2 separate regions of the Mus musculus genome follow, and region 2 is linked to region 1. Evidence: chromatin loops called from intact Hi-C (ENCODE). Cell type or tissue: left cerebral cortex. All regions are shown on one strand. Each heading gives the region's core, and the rest is flanking DNA. Links, peaks and the distances in the headings are about the cores only. Region 1 has its middle 410 kb from the start of Gm31711. Region 2 overlaps Sugct (succinyl-CoA glutarate-CoA transferase).

Evidence for each region. Peaks named below come from ENCODE experiments on the same cell type or tissue, not always from the same donor. Only the 100,000 strongest peaks of a DNase experiment are listed, where the experiment ranks them.
Region 2: a loop joins it to region 1, with 5 times the contacts of the local background. A loop is called at or near these places in 2 of 42 quality-filtered maps.

What each region holds. Positions count from the first base shown.
Region 1 is chr13:16,664,678-16,673,973 of GRCm38, reverse strand. No RefSeq gene overlaps it. Among named protein-coding and RNA genes, the nearest start is that of Gm31711, 410 kb to the right of the region's middle. In left cerebral cortex, for the core only: no CTCF peak of the experiment used is centred there; DNase peaks (open chromatin) are centred at 2,335, 3,670, 4,497 and 5,096.
Region 2 is chr13:16,973,789-16,983,084 of GRCm38, reverse strand. Sugct (succinyl-CoA glutarate-CoA transferase) reads left to right here. Exons shown (of 14, transcript NM_138654.3): 13 at 6,865-6,928. Among named protein-coding and RNA genes, the nearest start is that of Gm25020, 230 kb to the left of the region's middle. In left cerebral cortex, for the core only: no CTCF peak of the experiment used is centred there; DNase peaks (open chromatin) are centred at 4,574 and 5,140.

The DNA of each region.
Region 1 (9,296 bases), core at 925-8,924:
CTCTACTATCTCCAAAACAGGCTCAATTTTGTGAAGCTCTTGTACAAGAATCGTGAAAGCAATGGATTGATTCAATGGTGCATCACCTGTGCTATGCATGGAAGTTAGTGTTTGACTCACACCCCTTCCTCTGGCTCTTAAATTCTTCCTGAACCTTCTTTTCTTGCTTGAGCCTTGGAAGGAGTATTTGTTATCAATGTCTAACTTATGGACAAACCCACCACACTATGCACATTTACTATGCCTAAAATAACAGCTTCCATTTTGACCTGATTTACAGCATAAAACATGAATTGTTCCCTAAGAAGTCTTCATCAAATCCAAGCAGGAAATGGCTGTTTACCCCAGTAACCAAGTTATCATTCATTATTGCATCAATGGGCTCATCTTTCCAGGACAATTCAGATGTTTGCACACAGAATCCATAGCTGAACAAGGTTAGTGATGACAGCTATTGCTCAGCAATATACACACCACCTTTGGCACTATGATGACTGGGTTAGCAAGAAGCTAGGCAGTTTCCAGTCTAATTCTAGCTTGATCTTCTGATAACCTGCTGGGACCTCAGAGACCTTCCTAGCGAGCATGTAGACTGATAGTTTACTCTTGGCACTGGTGTTTTTATTTAATAGTGTGTTTTCTGTAATATTTTTGTCACTGTCTTTTTGCTACTATGTTTTCTAGAAAGACCATAAATAATTTATATCTTTATAAATAGGCAAGGTAGCTTTTTATATGCTGGACCCTTTCAAGCATTTATACCAATTCTCCATGATGTCTTCTATTAGAGTTTATATTTTCATACTCTAGCACTGATTCATATGGAAAATGGTGTTCATAGACTTCTCCCATGGTAATTTGAGAGTCTCAATATCTTCATACTTCTCTCTTCAGTTTCAGAGGTTTTTCTCCATGAAATCTGACATTGGAGAGATCTAAGAACTGATGTGTTAGAAGTTTTCTCAGTTTCTTTGCCAAATGGCTTGATAGCTTCCAATTCTTTCTGTGATGGGACAGAGACCAGAAGCCTCATGCATTTGAAACTACATCTCAAACAGAAAAGATGTTTACTTTGCTCTATTATGGGGAAGAAGTATGTACATTTAATTGAAATGATGACAAGGTCTGGAAATTAGACTAGTTTTCCACTTGGGCTTATAGACTAATAATGCTGAGTTTTGTTTCTTTTACCCCCTGAGATTTGTTCTTTATCTTTACCCATTGTGGTGTCTCATGCTATGGACTGTATCAGTTCTTGGACTGTTGGTAACATTTGGGAAATGAAACACTCTAGTGCGTCATCAAGAGATGAAGAGAGAGTTTGTATGAGAGAAAATCTTTTGGGTTTGTGTGGGATATCTCTTTTCAACATTTTCTCTGCTTTGATGCTTGAATTCTATGTTTAGGTGGCCCTGATTCCACATGCTGGCCCAAAGCTAATGGGAGGTAATGGCTTTCTTTTAGTGGCAGTCCATGGATAACTCAACATCCTCACTTCCTTTACTCACCCCGAAAATAGTTTCTTCACGGACTTCTATTTAATAATGGAATGGACATCAAATTACTTACAAGTCAAAACTATCTATGTGTAGCATGTCTGTTCTCTAGAGCTTCAATGTGTAATAAATAGCTCCTTTTTTGTTTTATCGAAGCAGCTCACATGTGGTGTTACACATCTGCATATTCAAATATTAATTTAAAAGATATTCACTTACAGATAATGTTTGAAGTTATCATGTCAGATGAAATTATGAAGAGAGAGACTGTTAATAGAAAACAAGGGGACTGGAGAGAGTACTCAAAAGTTAGGAGTACTTGCTGCTCTGGCAAAGGACCAAGTTCAGTTCTGAGCACCCACACCAGGTAGCAGCCATTGTCCTATAACTTCAGCTCTAGAGAATTTAACACTGTTTTTTAACCTCTGCAGGTGCACGTGCACATACACACACACACACACACACACACACACACACACGAAGAAAATGTAAATATAATATTGCTAAGGTCTAAACCTTAAAGTCCATCATTGAAATCATGTAAAGAAAAGTAATCAACATAGAAATTAAGGAGGAAAATACAGAAGACAACAAATCTCAAGGGGTATGCTGTTACGAAAGCCACAGAGTATAGCTAAGAGAAACACTGCCAGGAGGTGGGTGAGAGAGGACAGAGAGAGGAAGTGTCAGAGCTTTGCCCACTCCAATCACTACATTTACTTTTCTTGCAAAGTTAAGGCCACTAGAGGAGTATATTATTGAAAAGATGGTCATCATAAAACATGTGTGGGAGGAGACATTGGTGTTGATGAGCTCTATGGAAATGGCATTTACAGGCCATCCTTTGAATTGTGCCTGAAGTTTGTAAGCACATTTAAGGAGAGATCTGTACATTGCCACTGAGTATACATGGTATGGTCTCCTGCCTTTGGAGACAGTTATATTTTTGTTGAGTTGTTCTAAATATAGAGAAAAAAGATGGAGGATGATTGCTTGGAAGAAAAGAAGCATTTAAAACTGGATTCCTTCTGAATACTTTTACCCAATAAAGGACATTTGTAGGAAGGTGATGAAAGTACAGAATTAATTCTCTACATAAAAGACAAGTGATGAAATTTAGGATGCTATGGAAATACAAATGGAAATGTACCCTGATTACTAGTTAATTAAATTCCATGTGAAGAAATGTCAAATAATGAGGATGGGGTTAAACTTCTCGAAGTTATAAACTATATATAACTAGCTACATTATGACTTGAAAATAACTCCCCTAGTCTCCAGCACAGATTGAGAATAAACAGTTTAAGGAAAAGATGAGGAATCAGAAAAAGTCTGAATGAACATAAATGGAAGGAAATTACTGCAGGTGTCTATAAGAAATTAATGAGGTACATAAATTGTGGTCTATGTTTCTTGTCACAATTTGATAAAAAAAATGTGTGTGGAGATGGCAAAGAGTGAAAAAAAAATGGGCCTGAGATCTGCAAAGCATTCAGTCAGGTCAGAAAGAGTCCAGCATTTCTTTGCTGTGAATGCTGCCAAAGAATGATGTCATCCACAGCACACAGCACATGGAGGTGGGAAGGGGGTCAGAAGACCATGTAATTACAATGCCTGAGGTGAAAGGCTGAGGTGATTGGTTTTAATTGGGATTGCCTGATCTTTTTAGAACTTCTGTGGCATTTTGTTTTATGCCCCCTGTCACCTCCCATCCCTATCTGGGGGCTAGAGTTTAATACCTGGGGTTTTTTTTTTTTGTTTTTTTTTTTTGTTTTTTTTGTTTTTGTTTTTGTTTTTTTTTTTTTTTCTGTGATCATCCATGCTGTATTTACTCTGTTCACTGTCTAGTTCCATAAGCATAGAAAGTCTGTATTAGTCATCTTAATGTCTACCACGTCATTCCCCAGGCTCTTAAATGTGGAAGAAAATCAGTAGACACTCAAGGCTAATCCTTCACCAAAATACAAGTAGTTTTTCACCCAAACAGGGTTTTGGACGGCCTGGAAAAAGCCACTTGAGGTTTGGAATGTGCTGAGCCTACATTCTTTGGACGCCAAAAAGGTGCAAGATCAGACTATTTTGGTCACTGCTCAACATCTAGTCATTATTATAAGACATCCATTTATAAAGATAACTTTCTAAATTTTCATTTTGAGTATCTGCTTTAGAGGTGTGTGTCATTGTGGCTAACCAGTATTCCTATGACTGATGACTACTGCTATTCCGTGTGTGTGTTTGTGTGACCGTGGAGGCCAGCCCACAGACTGCCTCTTGGGTGCATTTAAAAAGTAATGCCTCTGAAGACAAGAAAGAACTTGTTCAAAATTGCAATGAAATGATATCCCAGTGCAAACACATGTCTTGTGCTTTAAAGCTCTTTAAAAATACCAACAAAGAAATCATTTATTGTACTCTCTACACATAGTTACCAGAGTTGCTGACATATAATACTCCAAAGAATCTTGAGTTGTTCTCAAACAACATGAAAACTACTAAATTCATAGAAGTTTAGTCTTTTGGTATAAAATTAAAAGTTAAATAAAGGAAAGCTGGCATCCAAAGCAAAGTTTTATGATTCTAAATTATCTACTGTATTCATCCATTTATAACAATGTGTATAGTAAGTATTTGATAAAGTATCATTGAAATAAATTCAGTAATCCAAATGAAAATCAGCATGTGAAAATTATGTCCAAAAAATGAGACAAAACACAAAATGTAGACAAAACCCACTTTGTTTTGTCTCCTTCCTTTTCAGGATATAGAGTGTTAGTAGACTTTTCTGATTATCAACACTTTACTACTCAAACAGATAGACAGCTCTAAGAACAAGTTAAAATGGAAACCTGTCAATTGATAAAGTAGTATGTCCAAAAGCAGACAATATATGTCATTTAAATTTTCATTTCAAGGGTAGATTACTCCACTCCTTCTTAGTCAAAGCCTATTTTGGGAAGGCACCCACCATCTGGCAAGAGGTATGTTTAGCTTCTCTCCTTCTCCCCAAGTTTTTATTTCACTAGTGTGCTATAGCCAGCTGGCCCGTTCCCACTTACTGTTCTCAGATGGTCTTTTCCATGTCCAGTTTCTTCTGATGGATTCCCTTTCTTCTGAATACCCTCTCTCTTGAGGTAGATTTAAATAGCTCTAGATTCTATTCTTTTATATAATCCAGGGGAAAGGAACCCCTCCCCCATGCAACAATATGAACTAACCAGTACCCCCGGAGCTCATGTCTCTAGCTGCATATGTAGCAGAAGATGGCCTAGTTGCCCATCATTGGGAGGAGAGGCCCCTTGGTCTTGCAACTTTATATGCCCCAGTACAGGGGAACGCCAGGGCCAAGAAGTGGGAGTGGGTGGGTAGGGGAGCAGGGAAGGGGGAGGGTATAGGGAACTTTCGGGATAGCATTTGAAATGTAAATAAAGAAAATATCTAATAAAAAAGGCAAAAAAAAATAATTACTTCTTAATGCAGTACTCTAGTCTCTGTCCTGCCACAGACCACAGCAAACTTTCTGAGACATGAATAAGCCTCAGATCCAAGCTAAGCCCACATTCCATGAGCAAACTTGAGCTGTCCATATGGCTCCATACTTGAAAACAGAGTAGATAGCAGCAACCCACTCTGTCCTACCACCCAACATATCCTCTAAAACTTGGGAATGACTCACTGACATGTCAGAGACCTGGAATTCTTTTCAAAGACCATAACTCCTTCTTGCATATTGTGATCTGATTATGACTTTTATTTGAAGAAGGTGTGAAGATACTGGTCTTTCGCTAATTTCTTTGTAGATTCTGTGCACATTTTGATAAATGGATCAAATGTTGTTGATTGGAGATGGGATAAAATGTTATTTCCTTCCCACTGGTATGCTTGAGTTTCATGTCCCTAGTTATTTTTCTCGGGTGGTAGTTTATTGACCTTTCTGAAGGACTATTTTATGTTCTAGGAAACAAGACCAAATATAAAAGTAGTGTGAGGCTTATTTTTGATGAAGCTTGTTAGTTGGCAATTTCCTACTTAGGAATATATTGCTATAGTAAGATTGTATTTATGCCATCGACACTTATTCCACTCAGAAACTCATGGTAAGAAAATGACTAGTTTTCACATATAAGTAAGATGAATGGGAAATCACCAAAGTCTGTAGGTATTTTTCCAAACTTCTTGTATCTTCAGGCAAGCAATATCTGACACATGTCAAGGAAGAAAATAGGGTCAGAGTCTATGCCTGTATACATGTCCACTTTCCCTCCTTTAATATAGTATAGAAGTCATTTACTGAGTAAGGCCAAGTAAAAGTTACTGACTGCATGAGTGATATTCAGCAGTGACTGGTAGAGATATCAAAAGCCAAATTCAGAAAGTACAAAAATCCAGGGAACAGCATGACTTTGTTTAATTTAAAGGGTTAGTAACTTAGTGGTATTTGGCTACTTAAAGGAACAAAATTCTTGATCTCCTAATAATTCCAAAGAACCTTCTTAACTGCACTACTCAACAGCAAAAAATAAGAGAGAAATTATTAAAGTAACCAGACAAAGATGAAAAAACTGTGAAGTTTACATTGGCAGGATAAAGGGATTGGTTAGGAAAGGTGAAGGTGAAGAACAAATAAAAAGAGTTGGCAGTACATAAAACCCATGTAACTTTAATATTGGAATAGTTATTAGTTTACATGGGGAATTATATTACCTTGGATATGGAGCAAGGGGCACTTTAAGTTGGGATATGATGAAAGACAGGAAATACAGAGATGAAAATTAAATTCTGAAAAATTAGAAGGAAGTATACATTTGAAAGTACCAGTGCAAAAGTAAGACTTGAAGCCATTCCTCGGGTTATCGATAAGATATAGATTAAGAAACCAAAGGAAGACCCCAGAAACTAAGGGGATGACGAAAAGAAGGGAACTGAGGGAAGAGGGGAACTAAGAAGACAGCAACTGACACCTTTCAGGATTACAAAACACATTATTGATCCTTTATATCTGAATAACAATAATTTTATACTTCTACACAACCAAATTTTCATCAGTACTAGGGTTTTTTGAAAACTATCATCGAGTTTATAAGCACCATTCAGTTAAATTGGTTTCCAGAACAAGATGATTTACTGTTTGTAAATCTTTCGTGTTTGTATCATTTCATTAAGAGTTATGGTTATCGTATGACCCACAATTGGTTTAATCAGATGTTTGCACACAGAATCCATAGCTGAGTAAGATTAGTGATTGCTGCTATTGTTCAGCAGTATAGACACCACCTTTGGCACTGTGAGGACTGGGTTACCAAGAAGCTAGGCAGTCTCCTGTCTAATTCTAACTTGATTTCCTGATAACCTACTGGGACCTCAGAGACCTCCCTAGCAAGCATGTAGACTGATAGTTTACTCTTGGTACTTGTCTTGTTATTTAATAGTCTATATTTTCTATAATATTTTTGTTGCTGTCTCTTTGCTACTATGGTTTCTGAAGAGACCATATATAATTTATATCTTTGTACATAGGCAAGGTGCCTTTTTTATGCTAGAAACTTTCAAGCATTTACACTGATTCTCCATCACATCTTGAATTAGAGTTTATATTTTCATATTATAGCACTGATTCATGCGGAGAATAGTGTCTATAGATTTCTCCTGTGGTAATGTGAGAGTCTCAATATCTTCATACTTTTCAGTTTTGATGGTTTTGCTATATACATGTTAGTGATAAACATACTGAGAAAGGACTAAAAATCTCATTCATGATAGCTTCAAAAATAAAATACTTTGAAATTAACATACACAAACAAGAAAACAAAGAAATCTCTACACTAAAAAATTCAGAACAGAACAGTAAAATTTAAGACATTAGAGAGTGAAAACAACTCTACGCTATTTGAGCAGTAAAGATATTACTGTGAAAATGGCCATTCACAAAATACAGTCTACAGATTCATTAAAAATGCAATAAAAATTTTAGTGCATATTCTTCATAGTGGTTAAAAGATAAGTTCACAAGACCCTAGATAAAGAAAGCAATACTGAACATAGGGGCTGTTACTGGAATTATCACCATTTCTACTTTTATAGGGCAGAATTTTTCAGTAAATGATGCTGGTAAGACCAGATAGCTACATTTAGAAAACTGAAACTGGGTATTCCTCTCCCATTCTGCCAAAAAATCAACTCCAGGATCTCAACTTAAGACCTGAAACTCTGAAACTGCTAGATAGAAGACTAAGGGATTTATTTCAAAATACAGGCAACAAGAAAGACTTCCTGAATACCACCCTCTTCAAGTGTGAAATAAGACCAAGAATTGGAATCATGGGACCTAATTAAATTAAAAGGGCTCTGTTTAGCAAAGAAAACTATTAAGTAAGTAAAGATATAGAGTATAGAATGGTAAACAATCTTTTTCTGCTATAATCTGAAAGAGGATTGAACATTTAAAATAGAATCTACACATCAAGAACACAAAACTCATCAATAAAAATGTATGGAGTTGAACAAATACAAATCCATAATGAATGTTTTAAAATGGCCTGTTTCCTCAGGCAGTAGAGAAATACAAATTAAGGCTATTTTATATTTTATTTAACTTTATACTTTATAATTCTGTTTAACCTCGGTCAAAATAGCTCATACCAAGAAAATGACAGTAAATTCTGGTTAGGTGGTGGGAAGGGAAACATTTATTCATCCTATTGGTGGAAGTATAAATTGGCAGAACCACTTGGCAATCATTGTGGAGGCTTCACCAAAAGCTAAAAATGGATCTGCCATATGACTCAGCTATACCACTCCTGTATATTCCCAAAGGTCTCTATAGCCTACTCCAAGACACAAGCCCAGTCATGTCCACTGCTACCTTGTTTACAATAGGCAGGAAATGTAACCAGCCTAGATGTTCATCAAATGATGAATGAATAATGAAATTGCACATGTACACAAAAGAATTTTATTCATTTATTTAAAAAGACATTATAAAATTTATAGGAAAATGGGTGAAACTAGAAAAAGTAGACTGTAAGGAAACCCAGGCATAGGTAGATGGTGCTACATGTTCATTATTGTATGTAGATTCTATCTATGATTTATTAAACTGGATTTGGAACTCGCAGTGCCTATAGGGCATGGAGTTAGAAAGGGAGCAGTAGATGGGAAGGAAAAATGAAGTCTATCAGAGGGAGAAAATAGAACACCTGCAATATGAGCAAAGAGGATTGAAAATACCGAAATAAAAAAATGTTTAAGACAGAATGGGGATGAATGAATGGAGAGGAAAAAGGGAAGATTATCTAAATATAAAGACTATTAAAGAGACCTATAGAGGTGTCTAGTTTGTAAGTCTATTAAAATACCATTATTACCACCATGACTATCACCACCACTTCTACCACCTTCATCATCTTCAAGTGGTTAAAGGTATGATGCATGGTGAATGCTGCCATTCCCAGAAGCTGTAGCCTATGAAAGAAAAATTCCCATACTAGATGTGGAATACCTTTCAACTGAGGCCCCTAAAGACACAAAGCAATACTTAACTTTGCCAGAGCTCTTGGCTACCCACCAGAAAGAGACTTTAAGACTTCCATGCTGCAGACATCAAAGACAGAGATAAAATTTCATGTAAGAATCTTGGATTGCCTCTCTGCTGGGTAGCTTTCACAGTGCTGAGAAGCTCTGTGGTAGTCGCTGGGAGACAAAAACCATCAAGATCCTGCCCAGATGTGAACTCCACAGTTTATAACAATGAATTGGCTGCTAAGATATGCCCACTTGTCCAATAGTGCCATGACTACTATCAAA
Region 2 (9,296 bases), core at 869-8,868, 310 kb before region 1:
GTTGGAGTAGGTGTGTCACTGTGGGTATGGTCTTTAAGACCCACATCCTAGCTGCCTGGAAGCAAGTATTCTGCTAGAATACATCAGATTAATATGTAGAATTCTCAGCTCTGCCTGCACCATGCTTGTCTAGATGCTGCCATGATCCCATTTTGATGATAATAGACTGAATCTCTGAACCTGTAAGCCAACCTGAAATATATGTTGTCCTTTATAAGACTTGCCTTGGTCTTGGTGTCTATTCACAGCAGTAAAACCCTAACTAAGACAAGCATACTTGGGGCATTAATCCTGTTAAAAATATTACTTTCTTATTCTGGTATTAGGTGAATACATGCTCATTGTATCAGCAGTTCTTGAACTATGTATATATATATATATATATATTATAATGCTTAATGCATGACTTAAAGTATGATATGTGTATGTGTGTGCACACATGCATGCATGTGTGTGTGCGTGCATATGTTCTAACTACATGTATATATGTATATGTTCCTGGTGCCTGTGGAGGCCAGAAGAAGGAATCCGATTACCTGGAACTGGAATTACAGAAATTTGTGAGCTACTGTATGGATTCTGGGAATTGGACCAGTGTCTTCTGTAGGAACAGCATGAATTCATAACTGATGAGCTATCTCTTCAACCCCAGAATTATGAGGTTTTCACATTAAAGTATGAAAGTATTGTATGTATTAACTTGAAAATAAGATTTAGTTATCAAAATTGAGCCAAAGGGGAAGTTGACTGTGATCAATACATGTTTTGTGAAACTCTTAGTGAACTAATAAAAATTTTAAAATAGTAGGGAAACTAAGAAGAGAAGAGAAAAGAAAAGAAGAGAAAAGAAAGAGCAAAAAAAAACAGAGAAAAGCAAATTGAGTCAAAGAATAAAGCTCTGAACACCAGCTTTTAAAGCTAATCTCCATTGTCTAGGCAGAGCTGGGGGCTTACCCACTTTTTGTTTCATGGCTTCATGTTATTTCTATATTTTCTGTGGCAAGTTTTTTTTTATAACAATTGAACTAACTTCTTGGCTATATCTATCATAAATTTTGCAGTGCTTATGGAACTTCTCAAATGCTATTTCAAAATTATTCTCCTTTTACACTAGAATGATTAAATTGCTAACGTTGATGCTATATGTGAATGATCTCAACCTGAAATTCATAATGTTCCAAAACCGAGTGCTTTGATACCACAAATGGAAATTTTCATCTTATAATATGGGTTGCATCATAATATAAGTCCACTAGGAAAACATCCTATAAAATTAGCTTTCAACTAGAATATAAAGTATAGATGGAACATAAGTTATATGGTATACTTAAGTGTGTATCCTTTCCAAAATCTTATTATGTGTGTATAACTATTCCAGCATTGGAAAAATCCCTTCTGTCATAAGCATTTCATATAAGGACTGTTTGATTTTAATGATAAATGAGAGTAATGTAATCCTTTTGTTTTCTGAGATACTATTGCACGTTTTGTTTTGTTTTTTTTGTTTTTTGTTTTTTGTTTTTGTTTATTTTCTAAATTTTTTTGAATTTTTCTGATTTTACTGAATGGTTTTTGTTTTGTTTTTATTTTTTTCTGAATTTTCCTAATGAAGTAGATTGATAATGATGTTCTTCAGGTTTGGTAAACATGTTTTATGGTATGAATGGAGTGTTCCTTGTTGTTGATTATTAGGTCACTCTGAACATTTTCTAGTCAGGTATGACTTCGTCCCTTCCAGCCCTTCTCAGCATGATCCCTGGAATGTCTTCCCATGCTTGTTTGCAAGATAGCCCTTGAGGTTACCTAGAAGTGCTAACTGAAGGCATTATAATGCAACCCTGGAATTAACTGGATAATATTAGTTTCTTTTGGGTTTTATAATTTGGTAGGGTTGTTATTTAACTATTTTTAGCAAACTCTAGATTTCCCTAGACACAAAGTCCTTCCACAATACGTGCCAGGGCCATAACTATCATGTCAATTAATTCCTACAGATACAATAGAGAAATTAATACCCTTTCATATAGTGGGGATTCTGAGCCTCAGAGTTCTTCAGTGCTTTGCCCCAGATCAATGGCTGGATCTGTCCCCCTCACATTTTGGGTGCAATTCCTTCCCACTGCACAGCTTTTGAGTTGTGCCAGGGTGTTCTTTGCTTCCTATGAGGGAACAGTTTAATGTATTGATTTATTGTGCCTCCTGATGCCAAGCAATTGCTTTAGCTTCATTGCTCCTCTCAACTGACTTGATTTTACAGAATTGTCCACACTGCACAGTTATTCTCATGGCAAATCAAATTATGCTTCTCCAGTTTTTTCCCTTTGACTGACTATCCGAATGCTAAGAGCCTCCTAAATGACTAGCATTAGACATACTTAATTACAGTCCAAGATCAACTGGCAATTGCTTGTGAAAACTTGGGTCAGTATTTACTTTCTTTAAGCCACCATTATCTTATCATTGAAGAGAAGATACTACTTTGGGCCTTGTCTTGTCAATCAATAGATTTAATGAAACATGTTTGGTTCATAATATAGTGAGTGGTCTTAAATGAGTTTTGTTATAGCTGCTGACATTGCATTAATTATGGCTGTTGTTGGCTATAATATTTAATTGCAGTGTTATTTCTGTTGAATGACCTTCACTGACCTCTATGACAGGAGTCACATTGTGTTAAAACAGGAAGAATTAAATTTTTGCTTCTCACTGGACATTGTTCCTTCCTCGTGGAGCTTTTTTTATGTTCTAGATTGGCTTAAGGCCTTTGTTTTCTATCTCCTCTCTTATAATTACAAATTTTGGTAAAACTCATTGATTATTATTGCCTGCCCCTTCCTTGTGCCCCACATATCAGAGTTGTGTGGAGTTTGTTGAATTAAGTGAATTTGTCAAATGGGGATATGTTGTAAATTGCCTAGATTCGTCTTCTTCTGGGCATCCTTACTAATGCCATTGTTGGTAGCACCTCAGTTTTGATATGTGCAAAGAAAGTGCAGTCTTAAGCTGGTTTTCCTACTGTCCACATTTTGTGTGTGTGTTGGATAGAGGGTATCTGTATGTGGAGGTGCTGAGGAGAGACTGGGAAATGAACCTAGAGTCTTACACATAGCATTTTCCCGTATCTTAAGCCCCACTAACCCCCCCCCCTCCACATTTCAATTTTTAGACGGGGTCTTACTAATCTGTCCAGGTTGGCCTTGAGCTCAGTTTGTAACCCACACAGGACTTGCGTTTGGAATTCTCCTGCCTCCGTATCTCAAGCAGCTTGAATTACAGGCCTGTGCCCACAGGGACAGCTGAGGGTATCAGTTTTTAAATTTTGTGCTTTTTTGTTTGTTTTTCTAGTGCTCCATTACAGATATTTTTCTTTTTTTCTTCCATAGTACTTTATAAAAAGACTTACTTTTCTTTAGACTTGCATTGCTCACATCACTCTAAGGTATACATTTATCACCCCATCATTAATACATTACCATTTGACTATCATTAGGCTGTCACTCTGTAAAACCCCTGAGAAAGAAAGAGAGTCCTTATTTTAAATAGGCCTGATACTTTGCTAAAGAGGTTAGTGCACTATCTAAAATTCTATTCTTGGCAAGAATAGGCTTTTGAAACATCAAGAAGAAATGAAATTTAGAGGTCCTCCCAAACAATGAAAGGTCTGGGGAAAAAAAAGGTAGTAAAATGGGGGTGAAAACAGTCTAATCTAAAACATTGCCAAAGGACAAAACTCACATAAGAGTTCCAGGGAAGTTATTTATTTTGAAATAATTTAATATGAAATAAGAAGACTCTGAGTGATCAGAATGAAATTAAAGTCAAGAAATCTACATAAAGGAAAATTATAGTTTAAAGTCCCTGAAGGGGTCTGGCAAGGAGGCTCTGGTTAAAAGTGCACTGTTCCTTTATAGGTCCCAAGTTTGCTTCCTAACATCCCCATCAGGATACTGATACCTGCTTGTTACTCCAGCTCCAAGGGATGGGATTCTATTTCTTCTGGCCTTCATGGATATCAACTCTCAGGTGTACCCCCGGCCACAATATATATACTTAAAAAAAAACTATATTATGTCTCTGAAGATTCTCTGGTCCATTTTTGGTGGCCATAATACAGAAAATATTTATTTAATTTTTTTTTTAATTAAAATTTTAGATACTGGAGTCTTGGCTAGATGAGAGAAGGAAGATGAGCCATTTACTAACTCTTTCCAAGGAAATGTTTGAGAAGAGCTGGCAGGAGGCATGCCTTAGTTTCCAATGAAACCTTGTTGAGACAACACACTGGAGGTCCTGGGTGAGATATATGTTAAGATAGTCTTCTGACTTCAGAACTATTTGAAAACGATGCTGGGAAAAGCTCCACAAACAATACGGGAGAATTACCTAAGATTCTAGGTCATTGAGCAGTTTTTTCCAGGGACAGTACTGTCTCTGGGACCATAAGACCTGGGCCAAGAGAAAAGCCTATGGAATCTTACCAGTTCCATACTGTACACTAAAAGGAGAGTGTCTGCCAAGAGATGCAGTCAAGCCAGCTTTTTGTATGGATCAAAGCTCAGTCCTGCGGATTGGCTTCATTGTCCAGATGTCACAGCAAATGACAATGAGAAATGGCAGGTCAGTTTCTCATGCCAAACATCAGACAAATTTGTATTTTTGCTTAAAGCTAAGTATTGATCTGGTAAATGTCTCAACTAGGAACTACTACGTGCAGATAGCAGTCAAGTTAGAGGTAAAAGAAGTGTGATCCCTAGTGCTGCTTCTGTGAAATATTTCAATCAACTGCCTCTAGCTTCTGCTTCACAAAACTCTGACACATGTCCCTTGACCTTTACCAACTACCCTTTCACGTTTGACACTTAACATTTGCTACGTGATTAAAATTCAGCGTTAATTAATTTCAATGCTATCAGTTAAGTTATATTTAGCTAAGAACACTCACTTTTGTCTTTTGTGAGTAGCACTGCAGCGCTATTACAAAGAGGTAGTCAGGAGGGCAACAGAGATACGAGAAGAGAAGAATGATTCAGTGTGCGGATAATTGTTTCGAGTGAAATTTAGCTTGGTATTTTTGTTCCTGTCCTCAGCAGAACTGAGATTTAGCACCTCCGGCTGGCATTTAGCCCCCACCCCCACAGAGAAGGAGGCTGTGCTGGGTGGATGCTGAGAATGAGCCACACTAGAATTAAATTATAGCACAGTTCTAACACTGGCAAGGGTTTTCTCTGGCCAGCTCGTGTGTACAAACCTGGTAATGCCAAAAGAAAAGCAAGGCATTGCTAGCAAGGCTTTCCATATGGTGTAGCATTGGCCTGAATGATGGGGGTTGAATTCTTGCTAGAGAGTTACTCTCCGAAACAGTGGCTATTCCTCACACAACCTTATTGGATACCAGAATACTTGAGCACAGCAGAATCAGACATCTAATCTTAAAAGGCTACCCATGAAGTCATCTTAATGATGACTTATGTCATAGTGTAACCCAAATGCTCATTAGAAGTAGATAAGTAGATATCAGTCCTATCTCTCCATAGGTTTTTTTTTTTTTTTATGGAAGAATATGTTTTTATTGGCTCTTATTCCACACACCCTCACCTTTTATAAATACATTATGGTAACAATATGGTTCACTAAATCTGAATCTCAAAATGCTATGGAACCATTATTACTGTTGTTCTGGTATGAACTCAAAGTCCTTAAGTGTGTTGCACCACTGAAATGCTTCTATCATGTACAGGATAGAAAGAGAGGACTACCCTCAGGTAAGGAAACACAGTTTACAATTTAGTTGCTAAAGATGCAATCTCCCATTTTGTATTCTTCTAGTTGTTTAAAATAAATGTTTTGTCTTATAGTAACTCAACTTTTACATTGCAGAGTCTGGCCTCAAGCCATCATGGCCTACTCTTAATAATAGGTAAAGCAGATTATATATATTGATTATATATAGCAGATTTTAGATTCTTGAACAATAACAAGAATTTAACCCCCATTTCCAGGCTATGTAGTCAAATACCAAAGCACTCAGGTGTATCAGGCATATGCTCCTGGTGAGATACTGTAGTAGTAACTGACCTATGGCCTTAGGTCATATCCCAAGCTATGCCTACTTTTTTCCCTAAGGGAACACTGAAAGGACGATCTTGGTCTCAGCACAGAAGAACCTACTCAGCATTCTAGCATGAGGTGTTTGGCTCTTTTTGTGTTCCCTCATCAGAACCCTATTCTTGAGAACCTGTAAAGTCTTTTCATCATAGAAAATATCACTGGGTAAACCTCCATGCTCAATTTCCTAACCTGGGTCTTTCCTAGACTCTTTATCATTTGACTATACTCATGTGATTATCTTAATAGTCTTGTATCTTACACCTCCAGCTGTGACTTGCCTCTTGGACACAGACTCACTCTTCACATTGAAATGACTTCCTAATTCCACTGAACAGATGGACAGAAGTGCATGTATATCTCCCATGGCCTCCTCTGGTGCAGGTCCGAGCTTCCCTCCTGCAATTGACTTTGTCCAGATCCTGCCATTATTTAACACAAAAGATAAGGTGACCTTTGACATTAGTGCAGGACACTTAGATGAAAGAAGGAAGACAATAAATTATATTTAAAGTAGGTTATTATTTTAAGTATGACAAGATTTTGTTTAATTGTACTTTTACAGTCCATGAGTCTCTTAGCCACTTTTGGCTTCAATTAGTATATATGACAATAAGAGACAATTTTCAAGGGAAAGTTTAAAGATCTCTGTTTTGTCATATCTTTCTTCAATGTTGACTAAATAGATGGCTGTCTCTATATCTTGAGATTCAATATAGTTTACTTCTATAAACTATGTTTCTGGTTTTCTGTTTTCAGGTATTGCACAATGGCCTTGTTATGGAGATGAATCATCCAACTGTGGGGAAGATTTCAGTCCCAGGTTTGAATTTTTTTCGTTATTTTACTTAACACCTTCATTCATCAACTGTACATAGGCTTCCTACCGCAGGGATCTGAAAGCTCCTTAAAGAACTTATGGAAAAACAACTCAAATGTATAATTTGTATAAAAGGGAAATCCTATGATCATACCTACTTGTAAGAATGTATGCTGAGACTACAGGCTATGTGTCTTTTCACTAAAGAATGTTAAATGTCTCAGTGACAAAAGTGTACATGTTTCCTTATTCCATATTATGCAGTTATGGGCACATGAAAGTAAATTATGTAATTACCAATAGACAAATAATAATAATAGATATGTTATAGACCAGAAATATTTTGTGGTTTCTGTGAAGGTAGAGAAGAAGAACAGGAATGTGGGAGTGGCCATCTTTCAGAACTGTGGTCCAATGTACAGATCTTGACTTTCCAGGTCAAAAAATTAAGTGCTAATAAACTGTGGTTTTCAAATGTTGACCCATACCAGATAAGCCCACCAAAGTCTATTGCTTAGGCAAAAATGCCATTTTCATTTCCAGAGGGAGCCATCTTTGTGATAGCCAGGAGCATCCTCTATTTTTCAGTTTCAAAAGCAACCTGATAAGATTTCCTGAAGCTGCTCAGATAATGACCGTTGATAACCAGAAACATGTATCCAGAGGGAAAAATAATGAATAGAAGCAAATTGAGAGGGTGTGGATGTGAAGGGTGTACGAAGGGTTCTGTGTGGAGAATGAAGGTTAATGAGGGAGTCACACAATCACAGCCTATACATGTTAACATGGCATTTAGAAAGATCTTGAAGAAAATGTTGATAAAGTCGTATGTTCATTCACCCATACAATGAGCATAGGGTGAATGTCAGGTATTGTTTTGGAGTCCACACACAGACCTTGTACTTATTAGTACGTCAAATACTATGAACAATGCTTCTGAAAGTTCCGAAATAAAGAAAAATAAAGTGTGCTGTCCTAGAGACTGACAAGTACACAGATGCTTCTGTAGTTTGGGGGACTGAGGAACACTTATTTGGTAGGCTGCTTTATAAACTAAAGTTGAAAAAAGAATAAAGTTGGCTTTGAAGAATAAAAAGGCAAGGTTTGAGACCTGATATAAAAAGATCTGGGTGTGCTTAAAGGTCAGAAAAGACCATTTGGCTGGAAAACACACTAAGGGCACAGGCAGTGGCTTGAGCCGCCACCAAATCAGACTTACCCTAATCTCTACAGAGAGAGCAGAGCAACACAATTTAGACTTAAAGTCCCAAGTTAAGACCTCATTACAAGTGTGTATGGAATAGTCTCTTAAATGTGTTAGAACCAAAACAGCCATTGCAATACTTTCAGGATGAGAAAACCTTAAAACTATTTTGCTCAGTTTCTAATTTTTTTAACAGTGAAAGTGATTTTTTTTTATTACAAAGTCTCTATATTTTCAACAGATCAAAGGATGTTGCTCGTTGCTAGATGAAGAGTCCAACCAGGCCCTTGGTTTTCCTGCTTTGCCCCTCCACATGCTTGCATTCTCCAATCTCCTTCCTTACATATGTGGACTTGTTGTGGGAGGACTTGGACAAATGTCTTCTTGTCCCAGACAAGGCACAAATAACAGAAACATACAAATGATCCACTCAAGTATAACTTTGTAAATTAGTCAGTATAATGGGGTTACTAACAAGAACATGGTAATGGATTCCTTATGGAGAGATGGCTACTTAGAGGTAGTTATACCACTGAGGAAAAACATTTGTCTCCTTTGGCAACTGTTAATCACATAAGTATTTGGGAAAAGGGCAGTTCATGAGCCCCTTTCCCTCAACAATGGTTATAAATCCTTGGGGTGGCACTTGAGTTTCTCTGTTCTCCATAACTGAAAACCAATGGGCCCAGTTTTATGTGGATTGGATCATGGGAATTAATGTTCACAGTTGCTGGCAGTTCAAGCAAATATAGCCACCCCATGCCCATTGGACAGTTTCACAAGAGACCCCAAAACAGAGTTCTGAACTACTGATCTAAGTTGACTCCATATTTTACAGATGAGATCATAGAGTCATTTGCATCCCCATAAATGAGAAGAAACAGTCTTCATTTTAAAACAATACAGTTGTTAGCCAGACCCTGAAGGAAAACAGAACCCAGTGGAGAATGTAGGAGAATCTCACTGGAGAGCCACTTTCCTCATCTGTTAGATGTGAAATTTGCTGGGTTTTGTATAAAAAGAATAAAGACTCAATCTCAAGAAAGAGATTTGTTCTTTTAATTTAGGGAAAGGGAGACTATCCCCATTGCTCAGTTTAATCTGCGAATGTATCAAGTAGTTATGGTCACAATAACGTGTGTAACAAAGAACACAAAACCTTAGTCT